2 separate regions of the Homo sapiens genome follow, and region 2 is linked to region 1. A link is a loop called in an ENCODE intact Hi-C map of the cell type or tissue named here. Cell type or tissue: natural killer cell. All regions are shown on one strand. Links, peaks and the distances in the headings refer to the core of each region. The heading gives the core; the rest is flanking DNA. Region 1 holds the start of LOC107986091 (a long non-coding RNA gene). Region 2 overlaps DNAH12 (dynein axonemal heavy chain 12).

What was found. Hi-C counts contacts between places; a loop is a spot of excess contacts. Peaks named below come from ENCODE experiments on the same cell type or tissue, not always from the same donor. Only the 100,000 strongest peaks of a DNase experiment are listed, where the experiment ranks them.
Region 2: it touches region 1 in a loop (9-fold over the local background); 2 of 110 quality-filtered maps call a loop at or near these places.

The regions. Positions count from the first base shown.
Region 1 is chr3:58,212,959-58,223,066 of GRCh38, reverse strand. LOC107986091 (a long non-coding RNA gene) reads left to right here and starts at 8,052. Exons shown (of 3, transcript XR_007095932.1): 1 at 8,052-8,143; 2 at 8,505-8,765; 3 at 8,871-10,058. RefSeq lists enhancers at 4,958-5,460, 5,443-5,622, 5,461-5,964, 7,589-7,778, 8,219-8,278 and 1 more. In natural killer cell, for the core only: CTCF peaks have their summits at 5,560 and 5,765; a DNase peak (open chromatin) is centred at 5,716; H3K27ac peaks cover 1,266 bases.
Region 2 is chr3:57,392,784-57,400,783 of GRCh38, reverse strand. DNAH12 (dynein axonemal heavy chain 12) reads left to right here. Exons shown (of 74, transcript NM_001366028.2): 44 at 6,452-6,613. Among named protein-coding and RNA genes, the nearest start is that of ASB14, 100 kb to the right of the region's middle. In natural killer cell, for the core only: CTCF peaks have their summits at 2,980 and 3,181; a DNase peak (open chromatin) is centred at 3,163.

The sequences.
Region 1 (10,108 bases), core at 834-8,833:
CTCACTGCAACCTCTGCCTCCCAGGTTCAAGTGATACTCCTGCCTCAGCCTCCTAAGTAGCTGGGACTACAGGCACGTGCCACCATGGCTGGCTGATTTTTGTATTTTTAGTAGAGACAGGGTTTCACTATGTTGGCCAGGCTGGTCTCGAACTCCTGATCTCAAGTGATCCACCTGCCTTGGCTTCCCAAAGTGCTGGGATTACAGGAGTGAGCCACCACGCCTGGCCCAGGGCTGATTTTTTAAGGTCTTATGATAGGAATGACCTTGGCCTGCATCTAAATCTGGTTCTGGAATGAAATTGGAGTAGGCTCTGCCCCTGGAGGGGGAGATCCCTTCCTGGGAATGGGATTCCTTGTAGCCTGCACGGACCTGGTGGACTGAACAAAGAGGGGGAATGCGGAAATAAAAGACAAAGACATAAGAGTATATTTGGAAGAAGGGGTCAGGGACACCTTGCCTCTAGTAGACAAGGGCCCTGAGCTTTACACAGCCTTCCGTATTTATTGGTAAAAGAGATAACGAGAAAAGGGGGTGGTGGTTGTTGGGTAATTGTCAGTCGGCCATTTGGTTCACAGCAGGCTTGCAAGACTGCATCCTTTGTATGATAGGTGCTAGATTTTTCAGTAGATAACTTCAAGGAGCCCGGCCCCCAGGGAGTGTTGGCCCTCAGCAAACCTTTCAGTGGCAGGTGCAGTGTGAGTTTGCTCACATCCTGCATTCATGATAAACAGTTTGCTGTTTGATCATATAGCGTCCAGTGGAATGCTGAGCTGGTCACAATCCCTTTGGCCTTTTTGGCTCCCAACAATTCCTGCCTGGAAAATCATTCATGAGTCACTGTGTAGTTAAGGATTTACACGTGCTCCTACCTGCACTGCAAACCTTGTCTTTAGAACTGGTGTGGTTTTAGATAGATTTATAGATAAATTTATAGATCATGCCTAATGCATGATGATTCAGGAGGGAAGCCTTCTCCCAAAGAACAACAGATGATTTTCTGGGGCCCTCTGCTCACAGCCAGGGTGTCCCCCAAGCCCTCAGGCTCCTTATGTATGTATGGGACACACAGAAGCTTTCAGAATATGGAGAGAAAGCATTTCCATTTGCTGGGAATCTGGGGTCAGGGACATGGATTGTTCTCAGTGTTCTGAGCTGGAATAGTGGCAGGGCCTTGTCACTGTTATGTGCCAGAGAAGAAATGCTATAGGAGACTGACCAGGTGGTCACACTCTGGTGTCAAACAGTCCTGGCCACGCCTCTTACCAGATGTGATGTGAGACCTGGAGAGGTGACTTGCCCTCTCTGAAGCTCAGTTTCCTCATCAGTAAAATGAAGAGAATAATAGTAGTCAGGTAGTTGTGAGGTTTAAAGGACCGAGTCCATGTAAAGATGTGTAATATGGGTCTACCACAGGTCAGAACCCACAGCCACTGTTACAGACACACCTTGGAGATATTGCAGCCTCAGCTCCATACCACTGCAATAAAGTGAGTATCACAAGGTTTTTGGTTTCTGAGTGCATATAAAAGTTATGTTGGCTAGACACAGTGGCTCACACCTTTGGGAGGCCAAGGAGGGAGGATCGCTTGAGCCCAGGAGTTTGAGACCAGCCTAGGCAACATGGCAAAACACTGCCTCTACAAAAAATACAAAAATTAGTCAGGCATGGTGATGCATGCTTGTACTCCCTGCTACTAGAGAGGCTGAGGCGGGAGGCTCGCTTGAGCCCAGGGAGTGAAGGCTGCAGTGAGCTATGAGCATGCCACTGCACTCCAGCCTGGGCAACAGAGCAAGACTATATTAAAGAAAAAAAGTTATGTCTACACTATACTGTAGTTTATTAAGTGTGCAAGAGCATTATGTCTAAAATACAATGTACCTATCTTGATTAAAAATACTTTATTGCTAAAAAATGCTAATGATCGTCTCAGGCTTCAACGAGTCATAATCTTTTTGCTGATGGAGGGGGCTTGCCTCGACATTGATGGTTGCTGATGGATCAGAGTGGTAGTTGGAGTGGCAGTGGCAGTTTCTTCAAAGAAGACAACAACGAAATTTGCCACATCGATTGACTCTTTCACAAAAGATTTCTCTACAGCACGTGATGCTGTTTGATGGCATCTTGCCCACAGTAGAACTTCTTTTGAAATTGGAGTCAATCCTCTCCAACCCTGCATTATCAACTAAGTTTATGTGATATTCTAAATCCTTTGTTGTCATTTCAAAAATGTTACAGCATCTTTACCAGGAGTAGATTTCATCTAAAGAAACCACTGTCTTTGCTCATCTGCAAGAAGCAACTCCTTATCTGTTCAAGTTTTATCAGGAGGTTGCAGCAATTCAGTCACATCTTCAGACTCCACTTCTAGTTCTTTTACTATTTACATCACATCTGTAGTGACTTTTCCCACTGAAGTCTTCAATCCCTCAAAGTAATCCATGAAGGCTGGAATTAACTCCTTCCAAACTCCTACTAATGTAAATATTTTACTTCCTCCCATGAATCACAAATGTTCTTAATGGCATCTAGAAATGCTGAATCCTCTCTAGAAGAGTTTCAATTGATGGCTCAGATCCATCAGAGGAATCACTGTCTAAGGCAGCTTTAGCCTTACAAAATGTACTTCTTAATAAGACTTCAAAGTCAAAATAATTTCTTGATCTGTGGGCTACAGAGTGAATGTTGTATTAGCAGGCATGAAAACAACATTCATCTCCTTGAACCTCTCCATCAGAGCTCTTGGGTGACCAGGTGCATTACCAGTGAGCAGTAATATTTTGAAAGGAATCCTTTTTTCTGAGCAGCAGGTCTCAAGAGTGGGCTTGAAATATTCAGTAAACTGCACTGTAAAGAGATGTACTGTCATCCAGGCTTTGTTCCATTTGTAGAGCACAGACAGCGTAGATTTAGCATAATTCTCAAAAACCCTAGGATTGGGCAGGGTGCAGTGGCTCATGCCTGTAATCTCAGCACTTTGGGAGGCCAAGGCAGATGGATCACTTGAGGTCAGGGGTTCGAGACCATCCTGGCCTGGCCAACATGGTAAAACCCCGTCTCTACTAAAAATACAAAAATTAGCCAGGGGTGATGGCGTGCACCTGTAGTCCCAGCTACTTGGGAGGCTGAGGCACGAGAATCACTTGAACCTGGAAGGCAGAGATTGCAGTGAGCCAAGATCGCACCACTGCGCTCCAGCCTGGGTGACAGAGTGAAACTCTGTCTCAAAAATAATAATAAAATAAAAAAGAACCCTAGGATTTTCAGAAAGGTCAGTGAGCACTGGCTTCAACTTAAGGTCACCAGCTCCACTCGCCCCTAACAAGAGAGCCAGCCTGTCCTTTGAAGCTTTGAAGCCAGGCATTGACTTCTCCTCTCTAACTAAAAAAGTCCTAGATGTCATCTTCTTCTAATAGAAAGCTGTTTTGTCTACGCTGAATATCTGTCGTTTGATGTAGCAGCCACCTTTATCAGTTACCTACCCTAGCTAGATCTTCTGCATATCTTGCTGCAGCTTCTCTATCAGCATTTGCTACTTCACTTTGCACTTTTATGTTATGGAGATGGTTTCTTTCCTGAAACCTCATGAACCGAACTCTGCTGATTCCAACTTTCCTTCTGCAGCTTCCTCACCTCCCTCAGCCTTTGCAGAATTGAAGACAGTTGGGGAGGATCTTGCTCTGGAATAGGCTTTGGCTTAAAGGAATGTTGTGGCTGGTTTGATCTTCCATCCAGACCATTCAAACTTTCTCCACATCAGCAATAGGCTGTTCTTCTTTCTCATCATTCATGTGTTCATTGGAGTAGCACTTTCAATTTCCTTCAAGAACTTTTCCTTTGCATTCACAACTTGGCTGTTTGGCCCAAGAGGCCTAGATTTTGGCCTGTCTTGGCTTTCTAAATGCCTTTCTTACTAAGCTTAGTCATTTCTAGCTTTTGATTTAAACTGAGAGATGTGCAACTCTTTCTTTCACTCAAACACTTAGAGGCCATTGTAGGGTTATTAATTGGCCTAATTTCAATATTGTTATGTTTCAAGGAAGAGGAAGGCCTGAGGAGAGGAAGAGAGATGGGGGAGTGACTGGTTGGTGATCACAACACACATTTATCTATTTATATGGCATGGTTCCGCAGTGCCTCCTAAATGACTACAATAGTAACAACAAAGATCACTAATCACCACAGAAGACATAATGATAATGAAAAAGTTTGAAATATTGCAAGAATTACCAAAATATGACAAAGGGACGTGAAGTAAGCCCATGCTGTTGGAAAATGATGCCAGTAGACTAGCTCGATGCAGGGTTGCCACAAACCTTCTATTTGTAAAAAATGCGATATTTGCAAAGTGCAACAAAGCAAAGCACAATAAAATAAGGCATGCCTGTATCGCTACAATTTTAATCCAACATAAGCACACTACACAGTATGTTCCAAAGGGAAAATACCCCCAAATCAAATGCAGAAAGGAGTGTCAAATAGCAAGCTCTCAATAAATGTTAGCTACTGTTATTAAGAGCTGTTAAGGCCAGGCACGGTAGCTTATGCCTGTAATCCCAGCACTTTGGGAGGCCAAGACAGGGGGATCACCTGAGGTCAGGAATTCAAGGCCAGTCTGACCAACATAACGAAACCCTGTCTCTACTAAAAATACAAAAATTATCTGGGCGTGATGGTGTGTGCCTGTAATTCCAGCTACTCAGGAGGCTGAGATAGGAGAACTGCTTGAACCTGGGAGGCGGAGGTTGCAGTCAGCTGAGATCACACCACTGCACTCCAGCCCGGGCGACAGAGTGAGACTCCATCTCAAAAAAAAAAAAAAAAAAGCTGTTAAATTATGATCGGCTTCCTGTGTCTCAGAGTCAACCTGGCCAGCATGGTGAAACCCCATCTCTTCTAAAAATACAAAAATTAGCCAGACATGGTGGCGTGCACCTGTAATCCCAGCTACTTGGGAGGCTGAGGCAGGAGAATCGCTTGAACCCAGGAGGTGGAGATTGCAGTGAGCCGAGATCACGTCACTGCACTCCAGCCTGGGCAACAGAGAGAGACTCCATCTTATAAAAAAATTAATATGTAAATATTGAAAAGTAGTGACAAAACAAATGTGGCAAAACGTTCCTTGGTAAATGTGGGTTGAGGGTATTTAAGAGTTCTTTGTGCTATTTCTGCAACTTTTATGCACATTTGAAATTATTTCAAAATAAAAAGTAAAGTATATATAAATAAGAGGAAGCTAGGAAGTGACAAAAACCATTAAAGGAAGAATAAGAAACGGTAGTTCGGCCAGCAGCCAGCTCCCTGCTGGTTCCCACGTCAGGCGCTGTGAGAAGCCCTTTGCCTCTCGGTCCTGTGTCCTCACCATGCACCCTTGTGGTCAGCCTGGAAAGGCCAACTTGATAGTTACAGGCTGCTTCAGATCTGCCACCCACGTGGTGACAAGTCCTGGCGCGTTGGCATGGGTGGTACTGAAAAAGGCTATGGATCCAGGGCAGTGCAGCGGCCAGTGGCAAGGGATGAGGCGGGGTCTCCAATGGCATCGTTTGAACTGCCTGCAACCTTTTTACCCACATGTCTCATGAAGGGATCAAGGAGAAAAGCACTGTGGTCTGGGAAAAGACTTCTAGCACTGAGATGCTGCCTTCAGGGGCAAAGATTAACCTGGCTCCCCAGAAGAGGAGCAGTGCTCATTGCCAGACAGAAGAGGGCGATGTTTTCGCCCATGTCATCCTTTGAATAGGCACCGACAGGCTTTGGCCGCCAGCTGTGCCCACTGGGTGTGGTTTCACAAATCTGCAAATTCCAAGGGCAAGATTAGGGTGAGGTTAATGAGACAGGGTCAAGTACAAGTTCAGGGGCAGATCGTGTCTTTACTTTGTTACTTTGTTCATCATGGATTTTTCTTCATTAATTTTTGATTTTTCAAAATATTGCATTGAATGTTATTTAGCTTGATTACTGAGTTATTTGGTAACTCCTTAAATTTTGTGCCTAAGGCTAGTGTCTCATTCGCCTTGCCCTAGTCCTGTCTTGACAGATCTAATCCATTAGTCGTATCGCCACCAGCTCAGAGTTTGCAATTAGGCCCTTTTGTACCTATAAAGAAAGGACTGACAAAAGGAATTAATCCTGAGGACGTAAATACCTGCTTTTTTTTTTTTTTTTTTTGAGGCAGAGTTTTACTCTGTCACCCAGCCTAGAAGACTGGAATGCAGTGGTGCAATCATAACTCACTGCAGCCTCTAAATCCTGGGCTTAAGTGATCCTCCCAACCTCCCACCTCAGCCTCCAGGGTAGCTGGGGCCAGAGGTATACACCACCATGCCTGGCTAACTTTTTTATCTTTAGTAGAGACAAGTTCTCGCTATGTTGCTCAGGCTGGTCTCGAACTCGTGGGCTCCTGCCTCGGCCTCCCAGGGTGCTCGGGTTACAGATGTGAGCCACTGCACCCAGTCAAATGCCTGCTTTTGATGTCACTTCACAGCCAGCAACTGGAGACCAACTTCTTTATCTCCGAGTCTCAATTTCTTCATCTGTAAAATGAGGATAGCAATTGCTCCTTTGCAGTTTATTCTGAAAACAGAGTATCACCCCAACTGAGTACCCCTGAGGGCCAGGCACCGTGCTGAGTCTGCCCTTTAGTTATAACCTCTCTAAATTTTCACAGCCCTACCATGTAAGAGATACTATTACCCCATGTTAAAGGTGAGGAAAAGGGCACAGAGAAGTTTGGTTATTTGTCCAGGGCTGAACAGCCAGTAAGTAAAAGTGTATATGCTTTAACGTCATCAGCATTCCCGACGTGAGATGACCCCCAAGCCCCCGGAGATATTTGGCAACATCTGTCGAAATTTTTGGTTGTCACAACTGGGGGATGTGATTGGCATCTAGTGGGTAGAGGCAGGGGATGCTGCTAAGTGTCCAATAATGCACAGGATGGTCCCCACAACAAAGTACTATCTGGCCCCAAATGTCAATCGTGCCAAGGCTGAGAAGCCTGCTCTATGCTATGCTCCCGAGTCAGAAAGTTACATGAGCACTTAGCACTTAGTGCTCCATGAAAGGTAGATACTGTTGTGGTTTTTGTTATTATTACATTTTGTCTCTATGGCTGGGGGTTCCCGTGGCTTCCAGGGAAGCTGAGTTCCCTTGGTACCACACCCACACTGTGATCAAGAACCCCGTCTCTAGGTCAAACGTGGTGGCTCACACCTGTAATCCCAACACTTTGGGAGGCCAAGGTAGGAGGATCGCCTGGGCCCTGGAATTCAAGACCAGCCGGAGCAACATGGTGGAATCCTGTCTCTACAAAAAAAACACAAAAATTAGCCAGGCATGGTGACATGCACCTGTGGTCCCACCTACTTGGGAAGCTGAGGTAGGAAGATTAGATTACTTGAGCCTGGGGGATTGAGGCTGCAGTGAGCTGAAATTGTGCCACTGCACTCCAGCCTGGGTGACAGAACGAGACCCTGTCTCAAAAAAAAAAAAAAAAAAAAAAAAAGAACTTGGTCTCTGGAGTCCATTAGAGTATCATACGTCGCATTCAGCAATGATTTATGAGCATCTGCTGCTACATGACAATCCTGTTCCAGGCAGCACAGACACACGGAGGTGCCCCCTGCCCCTATGTGGCAGCCTGGTGGAGAGACAACTTTAGACAAGGAAACACACAAGCTCAGAGATAATAAGATGTTACAATGCATGCCATGATGTGAAAAACCTGGGCACCATGAGAGAGAAGACGAGGGAAGACCCTGATGGGGTCAGGAGGCCAGGAGGGCTTCTCTGAGGGTGTGACATTTAAGCTGAGCCCTGAGGCTGGAGGAAGGAAGAGCCCTGTAGGCGGAGAGAACAGCTGTGCCAAGGCCCTGAGGGGGGAACCGAAAGCCAGGCAGTGCAAGGGCAGACCAGTAGGGGAGGAAGAGGGGAGTAGAGTGTTATGACCTGGGAAATGTGAGCAGGTAGAGGCTACATTAAGAAGTTTGCTCTTTGACCAATAAAAGCCCTGGAAAGATTTTAATCAGAGCAGGCCTGCCCTTCAGAAAGTGACTCTTGAGGTCCAGGCACAGCCCTGTGTGGAAGATAGTGTGTGAGGCTGAAACCCAGAGTGTGTCATCATCTGGAAACAACCCTGCAAAGGTGAGAGGTTTGTCATAGTTACACAACTTTAACTAATGCACCTTCCTCCCCGCAAACTCTAAGCTGGTTGTGAAACATGACGATGGAGCATTTTGCATATGTTACAAAATTATTGTTAATGCTCATTCATTTTTGGACAAAGACCAGCATCAGTCACTGGAAACACCTGTTTGGGTCACGAGGCTTGTCTTCTGCCAGGAGTGGAGACTTTCCCACAGACTTCTTGTTTCTTCTTGCTGCTTTTGGGTGACTCAGCCTATGACACTTTTGCTCCTCCTGAAATCTCCATATCTTGCTTTTCTCAAATTCCAAGGTAGCCTTTGCGCAACATATCACTCTCCACTGACTCTTGTCCCATCAGGGCCCATAGTGGATGGCTGTATGGGGGCCATGTGACTGAACTCCTGATCCTCGTTTCAGCCCACTCATGTGACATGCATGGAGCTCTTCAGCAGGGACTTACTGACCAGGACAAGAGCTTGAGACTTTGAGGGGATCTGATTGTCACTGCACAATCAAGGACAGTATTCCCAAGAGTGGATGTTGCTCAAGATAGTCCAAGGAATTCTATGAAGAAAAGGACTCCACAGACAATAAATTTTGGACACCCTGTTTCAACACAGTTAAGCGGCTTTTTATAATTACAGGACTTTTCAGAACATTTAATATGCTAATGTGCATTCTAAATCTCCAAGAAAGAATGATGCATATTTATCTTTTCTTCCAGGTGCATCTTAGAGACTGGTGTTTGCAAGTATATGGAGCAGGAAACTTCATCCCGAAGATGGAGACCCCGGGGCTGTCAGCAGGCGTTAGGCAAGTGCCTCAAAATTCCCAATTCCCAGCAAGAGAAGCCAACTGAAGGATGAGACAGGGTTTCTGCCTTCCCTGGGTCCTCCAGTATTACATGGAGGGGTTGGAGTGAACCTTCTGGAGGTGGGGTCAATGACTCTTGGAGGTAGGGGAAAGCTTCCTTTGACCAAGTTGCACACAAAGACAGAAAACGTGTTTGCATGGGCATTGTTTAACCTGCTTAAAAGAATGAAAAGATTTTAGCACTTTTTTCTTTTTCTGTAATTACTAAAGAAGTACATGTTTTTGCAAAAAAAAAAAAAAATCAAACAATATACAAGTATATAGAGTAAAAAGTGGAAGTCCTCCTTTCATCTCCTCCCTGCATCCCTCCCTGCACCCTGGAGTGTTCCATATTAAGGTTTTGGTATGCCTGGTTCAGTGGGTGAGAAGATTAATCTGGAGTCAGCACTCTGAGATTGAATCTCAGCTTTGCCACATGCTAGCTCTGTTTCCTTGGGCACAAGCCTCACTTTGCTCATCTCTAAAATAAAGTAGCCGTAGGAAGGGCTTGGCAGGTATGGGATGAGATGAAACACAGAAAGCCCTAATGCAGCACCTGAACCTAGTTGGATTCAGTTAAATTTGGCCGTTAGAATTTTCCTTCCAGAATCCAGGCATTTTTTAAAAGGTCCAATTTCATTCAATGGATGTGCTAATTCGAGAATGGGGTCCATCTCTTAATCTGTTCATGTGACTCTTTTTTAAGTCCTCAAGGGCAGTTTCTATGCAGAAACCACTATTTAGAGGTTTACTTTATTTTTTCAAGTTCATAGTCAAATTGTCAAAGCTGGAAATTAAAAAAAAGCAGATTACTTGACTTTCTTTATTCTACACATTAGCTCGTTTTTAATGCTAGGAACTAAGAACTTTTCTAGGACTTTGATGGAATGATTACTATCTTAGAAAATGCCATGCCTCCATAAATATATATGCCTACTATGTACCTGCAAAAATTAAAAATAAAAACTTTGTTAAAAGAAAAAAAAAAAGAAAATGCCATGCTTTTAAGTTCAGCTTACAAAAGTTCTCATTCTTTTTATAAATCCAGCTAGAATTTCCAGATAAAATAAAAGTTGCCCAATTGAATACGAACTACCCCAAATTCAAATC
Region 2 (8,000 bases), core at 1-8,000, 820 kb after region 1:
ATTCAAGTCTCTTACTATTATGGTAGTCCCCCCTTACTTGTGGCTTTTCTTATTGCAGTTTTAGTTACCCACAGTCAACTGTGGTCCAAAAAGAGATAAGCACAGTACAATAAGATATTTTGAGAGTGAAAGGGACCACATTCACATAACTTTTATTACAGTATGTTGTAATAATTGTTCTCTTTATTATTTGTTGTTAATGTCTGGCTGTTAATTTATTAATTAATCTAATCATAGTTATGTATGGAAAAAATAGCATATGTAGGATTCAGTACTATCTGTTGTTTCAGGCATCCACTGGGGGTCTTGGAATGTATCCCCCATGGATAAGGGGGGACTACTGTATTGTGTTGCTGTACAATTCTTCTTTCACTTCTGCCAAAGTTTGCTTCATATATTTAGGATATCTGTGGTTTGGTGCATAAATATTTATACAGTTGACCCTTAAACAACACCAACCCCCAACACAGATGAAAATTCACATATAATTTTTTTTTTTAGATAGAGTCTCGCTCTGCCCCAGGCTGGAGTGCAGTGGCACGATATCAGCTCACTGCAACCTCCACCTCCTGAGATCAAGCGATTCTCATGCCTCAGCCTCCTGAGTAGCTGGGATTACAGGTGCACACCACCATGCTTAGCTAATTTTTGTATTTTTTGTAGAGATGGGGTTTCGCCATTTGGCCAGTCTGGTCTTGAACCCCTAAGCTCAAGCAATCCTCCTGCCTTGGCCTCCCAGAGATCTGGGAATACAGGCTTGAGCCACTGTGCTTAGCCCACATATAACTTTTGACTCCCCCAAAACATAACTACTAATAGCCTAGTGTTGACCAGAAGCCTTACTGGTAACATAAACATTTGATTAACATGTATTTTGTATGTTATATGTATTAAACTGTATTCTTATAATAAAGTACGCCAGATAAAAGAAAATGTTACTTAAAAAATCCTAAGGAAGAAACATATATTGACTATTCATTAAGTGGATGTGGATCATCACAAAGGTCTTCATCCTCACGATCTTCATGTTGGGTAGGCTGAGGATGAAGAGGACGAAGAGGAGTGAGTTGGTCTTGCTGTCTCAGGGGTGGCAGAAGCAGAGGAAAATCTACATATAAGTGGACTCACATAGTTCAAACCTGTGTTGTTCAGTGGTCAACTGTAATTGTTATATCTTCCTGGTAAATTGACCCTTTTATCATTATGTAATATCCTTTCTTGTGGTTGTTTTTGACTTAAAGTCTATTTTTGTCTGATATTAGTATAGCTATCCCTGCTCTCTCTTAGTTACCATTTGGCTGGTATATCTTTTTCCATTCTTTAGCTTACATATTTCCTTGGATCTAAAATGAATCTCTTGTAGGCAGCATATTAATGGATCTTTTTTTTAATCCATTTGGCCACTCTATGTCTTTTGATTGAGGAATTTAATCCATTAAATTTAATGTAATTACTGATAGGGAAGGATTTATTATTGCCATTTTGATATTTGTTTTCTGTGTGTCTTGTAGCTTCTTTTTTTCCTCATTTCTTCTTTTATTGCCGCCTTTTATGTTATGATGATTTTTATTTGTAGGGGCATTCTTTATTCCCTTCTCATTTCCTTTTGTTTATATTCTATGTTTTCTTTGTAGTTAACCATTACTACTACATAAAACAACCTAAAGTTATAGCAAATTATTTTAAACTGCTAACAACCTAACTTCAGTTGCATACAAAAATGTTACCCCTTTATAGCTCCACCCCTCCCCCATTTTTTGTTCTGGATGTCACAAATTGTATCTTTATATATTATGTACTAATTAACATACATTTATAAGGCATGTTTTTGTTTTTTAGAATTAAAAGTAGATTTATGCACCAAAATTACAATAATACAGGATTCTCTATTTCTCCACATGTTTACTTTGACTGGAGAACTTTATACTTTTGTATGGCTTCATGTTACATTCTAGGTTCTTTTGTTTCAACTTGAAGGATTCCCTTTAGCATATCTTGTCAGGCAGATATAGTACTAAGGACTCCCTCGGTGTTTGTTCATCTGGAAAGGTTTTAATTTCACCTTCATTTTTGTAAGGCAGCTGTACCAGATACATTGTCCTTGGTTGACAGGTTTTTATCTTTCTGCAATTAGAATATGTCACCTTACTTCCTTCTGGTCTGTAAAATTTGTGCTGAGAAATTCACTGCTAATCTTAAGGTAATTCCCTTGTAGATGACAAGTTGCTTTTCTCTGGCTGCTTTCAGGATTTTCTCTTTGTATCTGACTTTTGACAGTTTGATTATATTGTTTCTTAATGTGGATTTCTATGACTTCATCCTAGTTGGAATTCATTGATCTTCCATAAAATGGAATTTTTATATCCACTTCTTTCCTGAGATTTGAGAAATTTTCAGTCATTATTTCTTGAAAAAGCTCTCTGTCCTCTCTTTCTCTCTCTCATATTCTGGGATTTCCATAATGCATATATTGGTCCACTTGATGGTGTACCATAAATCCCTTAGGCTTGCTCCACCTTCGTTTATTGTTTTTGTTTTGTTTTTGCTCCATTAACCCGGTGATTTCCAACGACTTGTTTTCAAGTTGGTTGACTCTTGATTCTGCCCAATCAAGTCTAATGTTGAACCCCTGTAGATAATTTTTTAGTTCAGTTTTATGTTTTGGGTCCAGAATTTATATTTTATAGTTTCTATATCTTTGTTAATTCTCATTTTGTTCATGCATTGTTTTCCTGATTTAGCTCTGGGTTCCTTTCAGCTCATTGAGTATCTTTAAGGTAGTTATTTTAAATTTTTTGCTAGTCAGTTCATAGATCTGCATTTCCTTATGGTTGGTTTCTGGAGCTTTATTTTGTTTCTTTGACTGGGCCACGTTTCCTTAATTCTTTGCATCCCTTGTGATCTTTTTGAGAGCTGACCATTTGAAATACAGCCACCCCTCCCAATCATTATGACTGGCCTCATGCAGGGAAGATCTTCACCAATCAACCTAGCTAGAGGTTCTGGGACCTTTCAGACATTTTCTGGGGACGTGTCTTCTTTGAGGTTGTATGTGTGCTTTTATTGTTGCATGTATGAGTGCTTTTGACTGTCTTAATTTCCTGTTTCTTCTCAGGAGCTTTCAGTTGCTGATTCCGTTGTATTCCTCTGCCCTTGATCTCTTGCTCTCCCTGGTGCCTGCCAGTAGAACTGCAGCTTCTGCTGCTCTAACCCACCAGGGAACTCACCTATGTTTCAGTGGCCTCCAACCTGGTGTCCAAAATTGGCCATTGTTCCTGTTAGCACCTGAAGGCAGGTGAAACAGCCCCCACACAAGCCAGTATTCTGGGCTCAAGTTCAACTATATTTCTTCTGTCCTGAGGAAGGAGCCATGATTTGGATGGTATTCTCTAGATCTCCCCAAACTGTGCCCAGCTGGGGGAGGAGCTAGAGTGAGAAAAATTTGAGGTACTGTCTTACCCTTTTGGGAACAGTCCCTTCTCTTGTTCATGCTCTTTTCTGGGTGCTGCAGCCACTTAACTAGTTTCTAAAGTCCTTACAAAGGTAATTGTGTTCTGTATATTGCTAATACATGTCTTCAGGGGAGAACAAGGGTCTAGAGCTTCCTAGCCCATTATCTTGCTGATGGTCACTTTCTAGATTTTTCATTTGTAAAATTTGGGTAATACCACCTATTTCAAAGATTATTGTGGTTAAATTATATAATGTATGTAAGGATTTTCATAATATTCCTGACATATAATTAATATCTATTTTTTTGAGATGGACTCTCACTATGTCACCCAGGCTGGAGTGCAGTGGCACGATCTCCACTCACTGCAACCTCCACCTGCCGAGTTCAAGTGATTCTACTGCCTCAACCTCCCTAGTAGCTGGAATTATAGGTGCCCGTCACCATACCTGGCTAATTCTTTTTTTCCTGTATTTTTAGTAGAGACGGGATTTCACCATGCTGGCCAGGTTGGTCTCGGATCACCTGAGGTCAGAGGTCTGAGACCAGCCTGGCCAACATGATGAAACTCTGTCTCTCCTAAAAATACAAAAATTAGCCAAGTGTGGTAGAACAGACCTGTAATCGCAGCTACTCAGGAGCCTGAGGCAGGAGAATCACTTGTAGTGGAATGCACCTGTAATCTCAGATACTTGGGAGGCTGAGGCAGGAGAATCACTTGTAGTGGAATGCACCTGTAATCTCAGATACTTGGGAGGCTGAGGCAGAAGAATCACTTGTAGTGGAAAGCACCTGTAATCTCAGATACTTGGGAGGCTGAGGCAGGAGAATCGCTAGAACCTGGGAGGCAGAAGTTGCAGTGAGCCAAGATCATGCCACTGTACTCCAGCCCAGTCAACAGAGCAAGACTCTGTCTCAAAAAACAAAAAAAAAATCACGATGATGCTCATGACAATAAGTTAAATATGTTTGTTTATATTGTATTGTAAATTTTATTTTAAATTAAAATGTTTATGGTTCTCTTTTTTTTTTTTTTTTTTTTGTTTTTTTTTTTGAGATGCAGTCTTGCCCTTGTTGCCTAGGCTAAAGGGCAATGACACAATCCTGGCTCACTGCAACCTCTGCCTCCCAGGTTCAAGCGATTCTCCTGCCTCAGCCTCCCAAGTAGCTGGGATTACAGGCATGTGCCACCATGCCCAGGTTATTTTGTATTTTTCGTAGAGATAGGGTTTCTCCATGTTGGTCAGGCTGGTCTCGAACTCCCAACCTCAGGTGATCCACCTGCCTCAGTCTCCCAAACTGCTGGGATTACAGGCCTGAGCCACCGCGCCCAGCCTAAATTAAAATTTTTAAATTTTTAATTTAAAATAAGACAGAGTGAGATGTCTCACTCTGTCACCCCAGCTGGAATACAGTGGCATGATCATAGTTCACTGCAGCCTCAACCTCCCAGGCTCAAGCAATCCTCCCACCTCACCCTCCCTAGTAGCTGCCTGTGAGACTACAGACATGTACCACCATGCCCAGCTAATTTTTATTTTTTTTATTTTTTTAGAGACAGGCTCTCATTATGTTGTCCAGGCTGCTCTCAAACTCCTGGGCTCAAGAAATCCTCCTGCCTCACCCTCTCAAAGTGCTCAGATTATAGGGGTGAGCCACTGCACCCAGCCTAAGATTTATTTTGATATAATATTAATAATTATAAACCTGACATGATTTGATACAATACTACTTTAAAAACTAGACTCTCTAGTTTTGATGACAGAAACTTATTTCTAAGAACAAAACAGGCTTCATATTGGAAGATGGCTTTAATGGGAAAAGGACATAGTTGTTTTTGTGTACAATATAAAAATCCACCATTTATTTTATGGAGTGAAAATATTAGTTAATATTTAATGATTTAAAATACATAGTTTTACAATATAGAAGGTTATTTTTAAAAATAACTTAGAGAAGTTGTAATGCTATTTTCACTGTGAACTACAGCCAGTTTGTATGCTGACAAATGTTTAACAACCAGCTTTCCAGGACCGGGGGTGAGAGAGAGCCTGATGGTAGATTTTCCAATTTCCATGATGTAAAAACTCCCACCATGGCTGATTTGAAGCTCCCAACGCTGTCACTGAGAATAGAACTGAAAAGAGATATGCATGGAACATCATGACATTGTATTTTACTATATTGATACAATAACTTGAAAAACTTTCCAGAGCATAGATAATAGTAACATAATAAAATAGGAGATGATGATATTTACGCATTTACCTCCCTTTTAAATATAATTATATTTTTATATAATTGCAAGTTTATATAATTCAATTTTTAAATCCTGGCTATGTTTTACAAACTACTGACAAGTTCCTGAAATTTTAACAATCGGTTCTAACAAGCCTATACAAGTCAGCTTCAGCACACTACTGAGCCCATATCTTATATTAGGAATTTGGGTTGCAGTTGACCCCTGCATAAAAACCCCAGCCTGTCTACACTGAAGCGTCTAGAGGTAGATAGGCTTTTGACATAGCTGAATTTGGGGTCTTAAATTATTTCCTTAGTAATTACTCTTTCTGTCTCCTGACACAACTCTCCTCCATTTGGCTTCCTTCTCCAGCAGGCTCATACCATGAGGCAAACAGTTAGCTCCAAGTAATTTAGGTTACTGGCCTTTATATATTCCATCTCAGAACAGCCAGGATTCTCTCTGTTTCAAGTCTATCTCAGTCCCTGAAGTAAGACTATGATTGGGCCCTGCTTAAATCATATGCCATCCTCTGAATCAGTGATTATGTCTAGGGTTTTGGGGAAACTCTGACCAGTTTGGATCTCCCACCCAGGGGACGGAGGCAGTGGAGGTCCCAGTTGACAGCCCCAGTAGAAGTGGGGAGAGGTACTGCCCTAAAAATCAAAGTGTTGTTATCAAAGGAAAGGGAAAGTGAGGGAAATCAAAACCAACAGATGTCTACCATATTCTGCTTACAAGTCCATTTTTATTTTAAGGGTCTGTTAAGGAATGTGGGCATGAAGGGCCAGAAGACCGTCTTTCTTATCACGGACACTCAGATTAAAGAGGAAGCTTTCCTAGAGGATATCGACAGTGTGCTCAATACAGGAGAAGTGCCTAACATTTTTGCAGCAGATGAGAAGCAGGAAGTGATGGAGGTAAATGCTTTTGGGGAAGTGCTGCTTCTAGCACAAAAACTTTATTTCTTGAAACTGTTTCTCTGCTCTTCAGGATAAATATAGTTTGTACATATGAGTTTGGGGGTAATTAAAAATTTAAAGTATATTAGTTTAATACATCATTGTTTGGTGAATTTTAAATTGCTTCTACCATAGTTATGAGGCATAATTTTTATAACTCCTATCTTCATCATAATGGCAGTTTGTTTCACCTGTTTAATGTTATTTAGCATGTTTTATGAGTGATTGGAGATTTTTAAATCATCTCTTAAGGTTACATTGATGTAAGAAAACATGATTTTAATGCTACTTTATTAGTCTTTGTGGTTTACACTGGTTAGTAAATTTTTTTAAAGTTTTAATAAAACTATCTTATGGGTTTGATACATCTGAAAGTCTTGTTTGTGATTTAATTGACAAAAAATACAATGGTGACGTGTCTGCTACTATCACCTACTTTAACCCTCATTTCTTTTTCTTTTTCTTTTTCTTTCTTTCTTTTTTTTTTTTTTTTTTTTTTTTTTGAGACAGAGTCTTGCTCTGTCACCCAGGCTGGAGTGCAGTGATGTGGTCTCGCCTCACTGCAACCTCCGCCTCCCGGGTTCACGCCATTCTCCTGCCTCAGCCTCCCAAGTAGCTGGAACCACAGGCGCCTGCCACCAGGCCCAGCTAATTTTTGTATTTTCAGTAGAGACGAGGTTTCACCGTGTTAGCCACGATGGTCTCAATCTTCTGATCTCGTGATCCGCCTGCCTCGGCCCCCCAAAGTGCTGGGATTACAGGCGTGAGCCACCTCGCCCGGCCACTTTAGACCTCATTTCTAAGATGAAAGTAATGTCACACTTTCTCATTACCATAATCACTTTTACCCACAAAATATATCACTCACACCTGGATATTTAATTCCCAACCTCCAGCCATAACATCTGGAGTGAAAAGGACTCACACTTTCAAGTACTCTGCTTTTCTCTTCCATGAAATGGCAGCACAGATAAGAGTTCTTCCTACATGGGGTTGTTGTGAGGTTTGAGAATCAAACAAAATAAAGCACTTATGTAGTGTCAGGCACTTACACAGCTCTCAGTAAATGGTGCATTACCAGTTCATGGTATGGAGCGTGAAGGGATAAAAGAGGACAAAACAACAACAACAACAACAAAAACCCATGTTCTTTGCTTTTATCTGGGATATGTCAGAGATGTGACCAAGGCTGTAAATTAGTGGTACTCTCCTGATTTATAGGAGAAATGCATCCTCCATATGCCCATCCAAGGAATAGTCACCTTTGGGGAATGGAATTTCCTAAGCTTTGCTAGGCTTTCCTGCTTCTTTAGCTATTATCTATCTTTTCTTCCCATCACTTTGC